4 separate regions of the Homo sapiens genome follow, and regions 1, 3 and 4 are each linked to region 2. The links are chromatin contacts, found by Hi-C or POLR2A ChIA-PET in ENCODE. All regions are on one chromosome and are shown on one strand. The core of a region is the stretch at or near the end of the contact, and the rest is flanking DNA. Distances in the headings are between cores, read along the strand shown. Region 1 holds the start of HECW2-AS1 (HECW2 antisense RNA 1). Region 2 holds the start of LINC01825 (long intergenic non-protein coding RNA 1825). Region 3 overlaps HECW2 (HECT, C2 and WW domain containing E3 ubiquitin protein ligase 2). Region 4 overlaps STK17B (serine/threonine kinase 17b).

Evidence for each region. A loop is a pair of places that touch in the nucleus more often than their neighbours do. ChIA-PET counts read pairs that join two places held with the same protein, here RNA polymerase II (POLR2A). Pooled maps may share reads with other maps.
Region 1: a loop to region 2 is called in a map of CD4-positive, alpha-beta memory T cell, with 2.6 times the contacts of the local background. The contact joins the promoter of HECW2-AS1 here to the promoter of LINC01825 in region 2. A Hi-C loop is called at or near these places in 3 of 168 maps with a recorded cell type or tissue (CD4-positive, alpha-beta memory T cell and naive thymus-derived CD4-positive, alpha-beta T cell) and 8 of 50 pooled maps. POLR2A ChIA-PET finds 5 or more read pairs at or near these places in 3 of 52 experiments (activated CD4-positive, alpha-beta memory T cell, activated T-cell and activated naive CD4-positive, alpha-beta T cell).
Region 3: a loop to region 2 is called in a pooled map, with 3 times the contacts of the local background. The contact joins the enhancer-like site here to the promoter of LINC01825 in region 2. A Hi-C loop is called at or near these places in 1 of 168 maps with a recorded cell type or tissue (GM12878), 3 of 37 single-sample maps with no recorded cell type and 10 of 50 pooled maps. POLR2A ChIA-PET finds 5 or more read pairs at or near these places in 1 of 52 experiments (OCI-LY7).
Region 4: a map of natural killer cell shows a loop between it and region 2 (4-fold over the local background). The contact joins the enhancer-like site here to the promoter of LINC01825 in region 2. A Hi-C loop is called at or near these places in 1 of 168 maps with a recorded cell type or tissue (natural killer cell), 3 of 37 single-sample maps with no recorded cell type and 8 of 50 pooled maps. POLR2A ChIA-PET finds 5 or more read pairs at or near these places in 7 of 52 experiments (CD4-positive, alpha-beta T cell, activated CD4-positive, alpha-beta T cell, activated CD8-positive, alpha-beta memory T cell and 2 more).

Annotation. Positions count from the first base shown.
Region 1 is chr2:196,258,045-196,261,353 of GRCh38, forward strand. It overlaps HECW2-AS1 (HECW2 antisense RNA 1), which reads left to right and starts at 1,980. Exons shown (of 3, transcript NR_110226.1): 1 at 1,980-2,196; 2 at 2,287-2,328. The region is part of intron 17 of HECW2 (HECT, C2 and WW domain containing E3 ubiquitin protein ligase 2); the gene reads right to left. RefSeq lists an enhancer at 1,449-2,648.
Region 2 is chr2:195,531,381-195,534,535 of GRCh38, forward strand. It overlaps LINC01825 (long intergenic non-protein coding RNA 1825), which reads left to right and starts at 1,584. Exons shown (of 3, transcript NR_186609.1): 1 at 1,584-1,863. RefSeq lists an enhancer at 2,734-2,783.
Region 3 is chr2:196,232,085-196,235,378 of GRCh38, forward strand. All of the region lies in intron 21 of HECW2 (HECT, C2 and WW domain containing E3 ubiquitin protein ligase 2), which reads right to left. Among named protein-coding and RNA genes, the nearest start is that of HECW2-AS1, 26 kb to the right of the region's middle. Within about 2 kb of position 1,912, at least 20 of the 41 ENCODE cell types and tissues checked have a DNase peak (open chromatin) inside an H3K27ac peak, as active enhancers do; they include GM12878 and OCI-LY7, where a contact is called at or near this core.
Region 4 is chr2:196,158,778-196,161,857 of GRCh38, forward strand. The region is part of intron 2 of STK17B (serine/threonine kinase 17b); the gene reads right to left. Among named protein-coding and RNA genes, the nearest start is that of STK17B, 11 kb to the right of the region's middle. RefSeq lists an enhancer at 233-733. Within about 2 kb of position 1,499, at least 13 of the 41 ENCODE cell types and tissues checked have a DNase peak (open chromatin) inside an H3K27ac peak, as active enhancers do; they include CD4-positive, alpha-beta T cell and natural killer cell, where a contact is called at or near this core.

The sequences.
Region 1 (3,309 bases), core at 730-3,229, 730 kb after region 2:
ATACACATCCAAGAGAGACATGGTCTTTGCCTTCAAGGGGGGGGATCTTGTAAGCATCAACACCTCCCAGTTCTAATGTTGTGGGGAGAAAGATTCTTTCACTGGCTTCATCATTTTGCTGCCCAAGTACTATAAATAGTATACTATTCAACCAATAAAATCAGTGTCTGCTTTGAGTTAAAGCTGACTGTGGGCCTGAATTTTAGCGATATAGTCTTACGCTGATGCCCTGCTGTTCCAAAAAGGGATTGTGTTGGGAGAGTCATCTATTTTCCTGAGGCCATACCTTTAAGTTGCATGTGATGAGCTCATTCCTAATTGGAAGCAGATAGTATCTATGCATTATATATTCAGTGTAAAAGCATATGTATATATTCAGTGTAAAAGCATATGCCTTTTTTAAATAAAGAAAAAACTGAAATACTTTGCTACAACAGTTGGTGAAATAGATTGTGTGCATACCTGTGCAAATGTATATATACATATACATATCAAACACAAGGTGAGTTATTTCTACCATTATTTTGTTATAGGTAAATGTGATACCAGCTTTTTTCTTTTTTGTTTGATGAGTCATCATCATGTCACTATTTTCAATTTGTTATATGAATACAATTTTAATAATTTTTTTCCTAGTTGCTTTCTTCCCTTATTTACATCATGCTATTTCAAAGCACACCATATTAACTTTTATAAGATGAAGAAAAATATAAAAACACAAATTATGGTACTAAAATCATTCTATTTCATTGGAATATACAGGATAATGCAAATATGCAATTTTATTCTGAGTGCTATGGACAATATATTCTGATTCCTATACCATAAAGTAAAATACCAATCACTGATACAAGTATTTATTTAGATTTAGTTCTTATCTACAAGCAACTTGTTTTTCTACTTGATATTTTCACAAAGTTCCACTGATTTTTTTGTTTGTTTGTTTTGAGACAGGGCCTTACTCTGTCGTCCAGGCCAGAGTGCTGTGGCATGATCTTGGCTCACTGCAACCTCTGCCTCCTGGGTTCAAATGATTCTCCTGCCTCAGACATTTGAGTAGCTGGGATTATAGGCATGTGTCACCACGCCCAGCTAATTTTTGTACTTTTGGTGGAGATGGGGTTTTGCCATGTTCGCCATGCTGGTCTCAAACTCCTGGCCTCATGTGAGCTGCCTGCCTTGGCCTCTCAAATGCTGGGATTATAGGCGTAAGCCACCATGCCTGGCCAAGTTGCACTGATTTTTATATTCCCAAATTTGAAATATTTTTCTTAAGATTGCTTGCTGACTTGAAGGCACTGAGGTGGAAGGCAAGGTTTCATGTTCACATGAAAAATTCCCTAATGCATAGAAAAGTCAATGGATTTGCCCTTAGCCACACAGCTTATGAGGTATGACAAACAGAGTTCAGTCCTTGGTTTCTTCTGGCTAGATCCATTTTATATGATAGATGAAGCAGCTAATCTTTAGTATTTGCCAAACTTTCCTTTCTGTACTTTATTGCCAGCAGCTAACTACTATTTTTTTTTTAAAGACTATTAGAAATTAGTGGTAGGCATGTACGTAAAGGAGTTGCTCAGAAGGCCAGCCTCTCTCTGCTTAAGGTTATTTCAGTGAAGGCTTGAACCAGGCAGAACATTTTCCCTCAAGTTTTGGAATCATACATCTGAAACACGTGATGGAAACCCAGGCCCATTATCTGGTGAATGGTTTTTCTGATAAGAGATGTAAATGTTGGCTGATAAAAGCTAAATCAGAGGAAAGTTATCTTGAAGAAAAATGAATAATAACTTAACCAAAGAACTACTCTTATAAGGGTCAGTAACACCATGCTTTGATCTTGAAGAATCAAAAGCTATCTCCCACAAATATGCAGCTTATCTCTTTTGTCTATCAACACAGTGAATCCAGGCAAACAGAACAAGACAAAAAACAAACAGGCTGAGCACTCTCCCCTCCTTCCTTAACTGGAGCTACACAGAAGGAGTTGAGTGATGGTAGATATCAGGCCCTGGTCTGCGGCTTGGAAGTTTCCTGTGAATAAGAAAAACATCATCGCTTCTTGAGTCACAAGGATGATAGGATGAGAAAAAGAAAGGACAAAGGCACCAGAGGAGGTATGCCAAATGGGAAACTTTTCATCACTTTCCAGATAAAAACTAGCAGTCTGTGAAGGCAACTGGTCTGATTTTTCAGGTAAGAACATATGAGAGGCAGGCTGAGACCAATTTTCTACCAGGCCAGCTAATTCATCACAATGACAAGCTATGGGTCATATGCTTTCAGGAACCAGACACTGGAACATGTCGTCTGATGTACATCACACCAGTAAGTACTTTCTTATGTTGATATTGAGTCATTCTTTCAGTGAACATTTTCTGCGTGCCTATTGTGTGCCAGTCATGGTACCACACGCTGGGAATCCAATGGGGAGTAAGAGAAAGTCCCTTTTCAAGGAGCTTACAGTGCAGTGGAAGAGAGAAAGTTAAAAGGTAATTCTCATTTGATGTGAAAATATTTAAATTCTTCTGTTCACTTAATTGAAGCGTGGTTAGGCTTTATACCTTCTCCCGGTCTAAACAGTTCTTTATAAAGTCCTTTCACGTAGAAACAAAGAAGGCATTAGTTTACTGCCTGTAAAGAGAGCAGATCAAGGCTGAGGAACAGACAGAAGTCAGCAGACGTCCTGGAAATGTCACCAATCTTTTCTGAGAAAAACAAAGGAACCACTTCTTGGTTACCAGGTATTTGCCCAATATGCTATAGACCAGTGATTCTCAAACTGGCATCCTTGGTCTACTAGAAATTTGCATACATAAGCTCAAGCTCTGCAAGAATTTTTAAATTTTGTGTCTTCACTTCGATGATCAAAGCACATGAAACAATATAATAATATTTTAGATGAGATGGATGACATTTATGACTGAATCTTGCCATATGACTTCGGGTCCCATGTTTGTATTTATAGGGCACTTGGTGCAAAGTGATCAGAGGTGAGCTTTTAAAGGGACGGCGAACACACCTGGCTGCCCTTAGGCTGTCAGGGCCTTGATGTTCAATATGATAATAACACCAGTCCCCATCTGCCACTTACGCACACTTCGCTTAGCAATTAAAAAAACCTTTTCTCTTACAGTATTAACTTGCATCATGAAAATGATCAAGTGGGGTTAAGTAATGTATATGTAAATTACCACAGGCTAAAGAGAAAATAAAAGAGATGGATTTAAAAAGAAAATTATGCATTCATGCTAAATAATGCATAAAAGATATCCTGGCTTATTCTAAGAACAAAAGCTCTGCAATAGT
Region 2 (3,155 bases), core at 334-2,833:
TTAATGAGCATCTTTATTTGCCATTTTCATACCTTCTTCGATGATGTGTCTACTTAAATCTTTGCCCATTTTTGAACTGGGCCATTTGTTTTCTTATTTTTGTAAGAGTTCTCTATACATTCTGGATTTAAGTTTTTTATTGTATGTTATTTGCAAATATTTTCCCTGCAACCCCTAATCCTTGCCAGTCTTTTTGCCTGCTGAAAGGAATAGTAGGGAACACTGATAACAATGTTTATTGAGGCAGTGTGATACAAGATGTCTTAATGCAGTCTTTTTTTATCCAAAACAGACCTTTGAGGGAGCTACTCTTATCATTCCTGTATCACAAATGACAAAAGTACATTTTTAAGGAATTAAGTTGCTTGCTCAGGATCACATGGCAGGAGAAGTGAAGAGAATAGCACAGGTTTTTTCCCTAACCCACTCTTGTATCAATCGCTGGCCAGTCAAGATAGATTTCTTGCCAAGACTCTTGACTCCCCTAGAGGCCCAAATTTACCCAAGGAAAAAAATGCATATATAGCTATAGCCCTTTGATTTCTTTTGCACCCACTGGAAATAATAAAAGTTACTCAAGCAGTAAGCAACAAGCAGTCCCCCACGTCACTCTAATTCCTGCCAACTGTCCATTGTATGGATGCCAGAAGCCACTGAGCCATGGAAATTACAGTAATAGAAGAGTGGGAGGAAATCAAATTAGTCTTATGCTCCATGACAGCTAATACCAAAAACTTTACATTATAAAAAAATGTTAAAAGTCTACCCATAGAGCATTCAAACAGAGTTTAAGACAAAAAGGAGCAGAAGTGTAGAGGTAATTTCCCCCAGTTCACAGGACACTATTAGCACCTTGAGGGCTCCAATGAAGTATATAGAGAAAATGGTGGCCATGTGTTTTTAGGAGAGAATGTCCCACAAAAGTACTACCCATCGGGGAGCCCAAACAGAAGGAAAAAATGGCAGCCACTACATGGTAGCCAAACAGGCTTATTGATTAGTCTCTCTCTCTTTCTCTCTGTCTCTCTATCTCACACACACATACACACACACACACACACACACACACACAGAGTTCTGTAATTTTGCATGACATAGTGTATATTCAGTATTGCACAGAATGATTCAATGAAACTTACAAGACCAGAAATAAAAATATTAGTCTGGTCCTGCCTACACACTATCCCTTTTACCTTTTACTCCAAGTTATTTAACACTCTCTGGGTCTCACCTTTCTATTCTCTTAAAAGAAGCAATTGGACCAGATAATATCTTAAAACTTTCACAGCTCTAACCATCTCTAATGTTCAAAGAGCTACCCAGTTCACACTTTGCCAAAGAAATTGTAAATTGTGGTATTTCCTGTAAAAGAACTCTCCGATTCTAATCTTTAAAAAAAAAATTCTGAAGCCTATTTCATTCTCTGAAAACTCTAAATTAATGTTTAGGATATGTCTATCATTTTTAAAAAGAAAATGCCCTTCAGGCAAAAGAAAACTCCACGTCCTCATCTGTGGGCTGGCCTTCTTAAAGGCACAATGCATTCCTAACTTCTAACCTTGGAAGGGCACTTTTTTTTTTTCCTATCGTAAGAGCTCTCTGAAGTCTTGTTTGCAGAACTGTCTGCAAGGCTGCTTGTCACCTTCGAATATACTCCATCAACATGCTGCCACTTCATCTTGTTTAGGCTCTTCGACTGCTTTATAGAAGGACACTGAAGTCCACATCTATCTCCTTGAGACAGGCAAAGAAACAAATCCTTTATCCTGTCTCAAAAAGAGCTGACAAGCTTTTAGTAGTGTTTATCTTCACTGAAGGGTGATAACCTTGAAAATGAAAGTGAAAAGAGACTGATACAATTAGGTATGTAGTCTTCTCCATACTGTATTACAATTGGTTTTCTTTTATAGTTTAACATAGTATAACATTCTTTTATAGTTTTATATAAGTCGAAGTTTTCTGTTGTCCACACTGGTTTTTCTAAAACTAAATTTAAAGTTACAGTTTATTTACAAAATATCAGTGCATCATGTTGTGACTATTTTGCAAAAATGTAATTTTCCTCTTAAGCCAGAAGGGGTTAAAAATATTTCTTTGAAATGTTTTATCCTACCATTCTTCCCATATCATCTATGCCATTTTTTTCTCTCCCTTGACATTTGACTCCATGTTATGTCATATTCAGAGAGATTTTTCTAAAATAAATTTCCCAGATTACAGGCAAATCTTAGAATTCTAATTATTTACATCTTATAGAGTCAAGGACAGTAAAGGGTAGATTTGACATTTCATTAATAACTTGTGTATTCAAATTTCCATTTGTGTTAAATTGTGCCCACTCCCGAGGTTCCAACAAATATAGATATGCCTGGCAAGCTAGTAGCTTGGTTATCCACAGGTCATTTTGTGTGAACAACCATGAGTCCCTTAGAAAAGAATTCATCCTGCTGTGAGTTGGCTGAAAGCAAAAAATACAAAAAAGAAAAGAAAAGAAGAAAGGAAAATAGCTCATCCTATCAGAACAAGAAGTCAGACACAAAGATTTGGCCACTAGAGGAGAGTGGTGTCTCTGAGTCCAATGTCATGTCTGCTTTGTCCCCATGCCAGCTCCACAAGTTTTCATGTCTAAGTCACAGGGGGGAAAGAGTCCACGAGCAAAAAATCTAAGTGTAACTCAAAATAGAAGAGAGACATTCTTTCCCACTACGTGGCAGAGCAAGGCGTATCTGTGGTCTCTTGTGGGTGTCTGATTCAGCTACAAGAGATCACAGTGGTTCCTAACAAATGACTGGCAACAGGTTGCTGAAAGGGGCAGCAGTCAGCAGGTAAACTTGTACCCAGCATTCGCAAACCCCTCCCTGGCGACTCATCGACACACAGAAGGGTCACTCTCATGAGACTGAAATCCTGCAAAGGAAGAGGAAGCATCCTCTAAGGCACCACTGCTACTCTCCTCTCTCTGCTACAGCTACCTTTCCATTCTCCCATGCCTCTCTCCATGGGTGTGCTTAGCCAACAAATCCAGGATCTGTGGCAGTACTGAATCATCAAGTCCCAGGGGATAATAGCCAGAAAGGGCCTTGGAGGCCAGATTGACACTGCCCTATCCCATCTCTCTGGAGCTAGTTGGTGCTGGCAAGGCTCTGAGTAGCAAC
Region 3 (3,294 bases), core at 662-3,161, 700 kb after region 2:
GTCAGCCATGGTCATTCTCTGTGAGGCTTTCAGACACAATAGAGCATACAATGGATAAGGTCGGAGACAGCTGAAACATGAGGCAAATACTTCAGGAGTCAGTTTTCTTACAGACAACTGGTAAAAGTAAAATGGGATTTTGCCTGCTTAAAATTAAACTGTGGCATTCAGTTAGAAGTATCAGGGTTTCTTTAAGCTTTACCTCTGAGTATTTTAATAATACTGCACTTATAGAGTGCATTACAATTATCTGTCTATGTGCCTGCCTCCCCTATACATACATACTAGTCTGTAACTACACTGGGGCAGGGACCATGTTTTACTCATTTTTATATCTGTACCTAGCCTGATACACAGTGGGGGCTCAATATATATTGTTGAATCAATGAGTGGAGCTCTTTGATGCTTTCTAAAGAAAAATCAACATTGCTTACATTGTTATTTGGTATCTAGCAGATTTGCACATTTGCCTTTGAGTGGTATATTGATTCAATGACATGAACAGGTTATACCAATCCCTGAAAGGTTGCTCAATTTGAAAACATTGTCAGAAATCATCAAGTAAATTATGCTTAGAAAGTTTAACATGTAATATCTTCTCAGGTGGTAAAGTTTGCTAAAACAACAAAGACTGACCTCACTGATTAGTTCCCTTTTTATGATGATAGCTGAATCTGGCTGAAGATGAGATGAATGTTCCCTGAGGAATTAAACTGAAAATGAAAAGTCTTGTTTTCCCAAGCAAAAACAGAGCTAACAGTTAGTTCCTCTAGGAGAAAATGTGTCTTCAACTGGTCAAGTTTTTATCTGCTGACTTTTAACTCTAGAAGCACTGATGGAGTCACCTCTAAAGCCAAAATAGTCTTAAACTTTGATTTGATTATAATCCAAAGCTTAGAACTGCCTATCTGAGAGCAGGTTGTAGATTACAATTTATAAATAAGCCTAGCTAACTCAGTAAAACATGTCACAGCAGGGTACATCATGCCTTTGCTTCCTGTAATGTCTTAGCAACTTCTTTCATATAAATAGTTAATATGACTCATATCACAGGGATTGTCTGTTACATTCCTGTTTTGCCAGTTAGGTTGGTTCCACAGCTAAAGGCTTGGCACGGAAATATAAAAACTCTGGACGACGGGTGTGTAGCCGCACAACAGCTGCATCTGAGGGCATTTCCGAATAAGCACAGATGTCTCCAGGGTGGCCATGTAGTCTGGAGCCCCAAGTGCTGATAGAGCATTTTAAATATCATCACATGGCTGGGTTGGCACTCCACCCAAGTTGTCAGTGGCACCCAAAATTTGTTAAAATAACAAATTTTATTCTCCCATTCTTTATTTTCAACTAAGAATTACTGAAAACTAAGTATTCTAATGAAAGCAGACTATAAAATGAAAGAAGATGATGGCCTTGGGAAGTCACACCATTTCCTACAAGTTGGTTCAGGCACACATGGCCTACACACCTTCTGATTCACCCTCAGATATTTATAGCAGCAAGGTGTTAGTTCTTGAGCCAATTAAGAAAGCCTGGTAGGTGAGTAAGGTATTTTGATATGATAAACAAAGTCTTACCAGGTGCTACCAAACCAAAGCCTAGATACAGAAGCATCCTTCTTTAGAAAGGTTTGGGTAATTTAGGTTATCCTGTGAATGTCTCTTTTTGGAAGAAAAAAAGGGAACACCATAAAGTGTACCTTGAAGCTTCACAGATTTCTGAGAAATTAATGACCAAGCTCAGGGCCTCAAACAGCTTCTAGTGAGGATCTGACCAGTCATATGTAAGAACTGGTTGGTTACTTTATAAGCAGAGACTGAAGAAAACTCCTTCAGATCTCATCCTCCCTAGTTGCTTTCATTTGCCTGTCTCAGGGGAGTTACAGAAAGCTCAAAAGGAAGATATTACAGGAAGTTCTTAAACTCCCAAACTAAAACTGCTTGTACACATCTCCACCCCAGTCAAAGTGTGGCTCTGCAAGACATGATTGATGTCATATTGATGGCACCTCACACATAATAAACTCATTCTTTCTTAAGAAAGGTGCCTTTTACAGGGTTGGCCATGGAGAAAAAGAGGCAGGGCAATCACAGTGTAAACCTCCTCTCTTTACGCAGGCCACTATTTCTTTAATGTTTTGGGTATTAAGAAATTAGTGGCCCCACGCCTTATCAGAACACAACAGTCTAATCCAGTTTTTTTTTTTTTTTAAAGAGACAGGGTGACAGGGTTTTGCTCTGTCACCCAGGCTGGAGTACAGTGGCACAATCGTAGCTCACTGTAACCTTGAGCTCCTGGACTCAAGCGATCCTCCTGCCTCAGCCTCCCAAGTATCTAGGACTACAGACACAAGCCATCACAACCAGCTAATTATTTATTTATTTATTTTTTATAGAAATGGGGTCTCACTATGTTGCCCAATCTAGTTTGGAACTCCTCGCCTGAAGCAATACTCCCACCTTGGCCTCCCAAAGTGCTGGGATTATAGGTATGAGCCACCATGCCTAGCATCTAGGTAACTTTTTAAATCATATAACTTTAGTTGCTAGGACTTTTAATTCAAAAGAAAATAATACACTGGAGAATGTGCAGTATAATAATAGAGCTGGAAAATACGTAGAATAATTCACTGGAGAATATGTAGTATTTCATTGACCTCAACCCTAGAGAAGCAACTTCTTAGTAGACTGATGCCCAGCAGAAATAGGCAACCCCTGCGTGCAATTTCACGCCACATTCAGTCAAGATGACTCAGTTTTCAGCCACTCCACCACTGCCGATCTCCCTTCCCCACAACTTTGCAAAGGCAGATAACCAGATTAAGTTGTGTGGAAATTTTCATGACTAAAGCAAAACCTCCAGCTCTAACCAAATTAAATCACTAGTTACAAGATAGGGCTTAGAAACTACCTACTTTTTGTAAAAAGCCAAAGCATAATATAAAATGTGATCTTAGTTGGTGATGAACTAATCAACTAAAGTATTTGTATTTATAGACTCTAGGATTATTTTTGTATTTTTTTTTTGTTTTTAGACCCAGTCTCGCTCTGTCGCCCAGGCTGGAGTGCAGTGGTGTGATCTCAGCTCACTGCAAGCTCTGCCTCCCAGGTTCAAGCAATTCTCCTGCCTCAGCCACCCTAGAAGCTGGGAGTACAGGCACTCACCACCATGCCCAGCTAATTTTTTTGTATTTTTATTAGAGACGGGGTTTCACCATGAGTTAGCCAGGATGGTCTCAATCTCCTGACCTCGTGATCTGCCTGCCTCAGCCTCCCAAAGTGCTGGGATTACAGG
Region 4 (3,080 bases), core at 249-2,748, 630 kb after region 2:
AAGGCGGGCAGATCCAGAGGTCAGGAGATCAAGACCATCTTGACTAACACTATGAAATCCCGTCTCTACTAAAAATACAAAAAATTAGCCGGGCTTGGTGGCACATGCCTGTAATCCCAGCTACTCAGGAAGCTGAGGCAGGAGAATCACTTGAACTCGGCAGACGGAGGTTGCAGTGAGCTGAGACCACGTCACTGCACTCCAGCCTGGGGGACAGAGCAAGACTGTGTCTCAAAAAAAAAAAAAACAAAAAAACAGTTTTGTTAAAGAAGTGTAACTCACTTGCTTCTATCAATTCTTACTTAGATTTCGAAGCAAAAACTTGACTAAAACAGGAAGGAAATTTTGGGCTTTATAAAGAAATTCACTTGTAAAATTTAGGAAACAGAAACTAGTTAGCCAAGAAAACTGTGCATCTGAAAAAACAGTTTATAGTAGTGCTTGTGACAATTCAGTTCTGCAATAATTTTATTATTTATTTTATCTGTAAATAACACTTCTTATCTAATTGTTCCAGGTATTACCAAGAGGTTGTTTTTTTTTTTTTTTTGAGACAGGGTCTCGACTCTATCACCCAGGATGGAGTGCAGTGGCAGGATCTCAGCTCACCGCAGCCTCAACCTCCCAGGCTCAGAAGATTCTCTTACTTCAGCCTCCTGTGTAGCTGGGACCACAGGCACGCACCACCACTCCTGGCTAATTTTTTACATAATTTGTACAGACAGTGTCTCCCTATGTTGCCCAGGCTGGTTTCAAACTCCTGGGCTCAAACGATTCTCCTGCCTCAGCCTCCCAAAGTGTTGAAATTTTACAGGCATGAGCCACTGCACCAGCCCAAGAGGCTTTCTTAAACAAGTATAGTACTCATTAATCCAGGGCAAAGGTGACCAAATGATGTGGATAATGATTTATTTATTTGTCAACGTTCACCACTAAGTAAAAGCTCCATGAGGGCAGGGACCATATCTGTCCTAATTATTATGGTAATTATAAAATCTACAGTTTGTTAACACATAATAGGAACTGAAATATCTGTTGAATGAATGCCAGAAATATGTACCCACTATAATACCATATACTGTGCTATTCTGTATCCTGTACTTAAAGTGTTTGTATTTCTTAAAAGATTGAGATTCCAATAAAATTATATATATGTGTGCGTGTGTATTCATTTATATACTATGAAGGTAAACATTTTTACCATAATTATCAGATGACTTAGGAAAAAAACCAAATATTTGTTTTCCATTCTAAAATGCTATAGTTTAAAAGTATAAAAAATGATCTTTAAAATATGTTTCTATTCCAAATGTAATTGAAACATTTAAGAAAAGTTAAAGCATTTAAAAATAATCCTTAAGTTATACCCTAAAAAGGCAAGGCTAACTAGATTTCCCAGCAGCGAAAAGGTCTAGTAGTTACCCTTCTGCATTCCCCTTCTGCATTCTAGAATACACAATAAAATGTGAAAGGAGGCGGGAGGGTAAGCCACAAAGGAAGCTGACGTTTATTTCTGAATCTGCCTCACCCTTCTAACCACAAGAAGTCCTATGAAACCTTTGCCTCAGTTGGGGGAGGGGTAGAAAAAACTTACCCAACATGTTAAAAAACAGGAACAATTCAAGTTTTTTGAGAATAGTAAAAAATGAACTGTTAACTTTTACATAATTTCCTTTAATTTGCTAAAGGAAAATGAATTATTAAACACTAACACTCTGAAATAAAAAAGTTGATTCAGAAAGATAACTTTCAAAATGTGCAAACCTCAGAAGAAATGATTATGATTCTAATTTCCATTTCACAAAAGCATAGGATATTAAAATTGGTAACAATATTGAAAGAACTTTCAGTACATTCTTGGCAGATGAAAAGCCATGATTTCTAATTTATCAAGATCTAATAATTAAACATATCAATATTTACCATGTGACTCATTAGCCCATATCAATTCAAAAGAAAGATGTTACTTGGTCTCTTTCATAAAGATATTTTAAAATGGGAATTTAGCAATCAATCTAAATTTGCTTTAATCAAATTCTATCATGAGTTTTTGATCTAAAATTCTAAAAAGTATGCCTAATTCAACTTTATTTATGGTGGCACCTCATTTATAAAGCAATTTAGAATTACTAATATCATCCTCAAAGTTTAAATTATCCAAAGCCCTCAAAGCAAAAATACTTTATAGATTTTTTAGCTCCTATAATGTCCCCAATTTTGAAAAGTTAATTTAAAAAATGTAAGTAAATTTACTCATCAAATAGTAACTCAGAAAAATAGAAAAGAAAGTGACTTTTATTGTGTGTACTGTTCAAGACTTGCATAATATTCATTTCCCCATCGCTGAAGCATTCAAACTGAGGCTGGATAACAGTTTGTTCGGGAAATTATAGGAAAGATTGCTGCGCTGCATACAAACATTGTATTAGTAAGACCACGGACCACTGAAGTCTTTCCAATGCAGAGATTCTATGGTTCAATGTGAGATACAGGAAACTTAAAAAAAAGAAAAAGAAAAAAAGAAAAAAAAAACCTTTCTTCCTATTATAATGCAAAATGAAGTAATTAAGATTTAGAACAATTTCTTAAAAACATTTTAAAAGGTTCTAAAAACTCTATCTTTTAATACACCATTAAAACACCCAAATATTTTGCACATTAAATTAGTATGCCAGGAATTATGAAATGTGCTTTTGTATTTAATTCTTGGTCAGTGAGGTAGATATTATAATTCTTTTTTTTTTTTTTTTTTTTTTTTTGAGACAAAGTCTCACTGTGTTGCCCAAGCTGGAGTGCAGTGGCATGATATCGGCTCACTGCAACCTCCACCTGCCGGGTTCAAGTGATTCTTCTGCCTCAGCCTCCTGAGTAGCTGGGACTACAGGCACACGCCACCATGCCTGGCTAATTTTGTATTTTTAGTAGACACAGGGTTTCACTATGTTGGCAAGGGTGGTCTCGAACTCCTGACCTCGTGACCCACCCTCCTCGGCCTCCCAAAATGCTGGGATTACAGGCGTGAGTCACCACACCTGGCCAGATATTATAATTCTTATTTTGCAAAAGAAAGGCTGCATCCA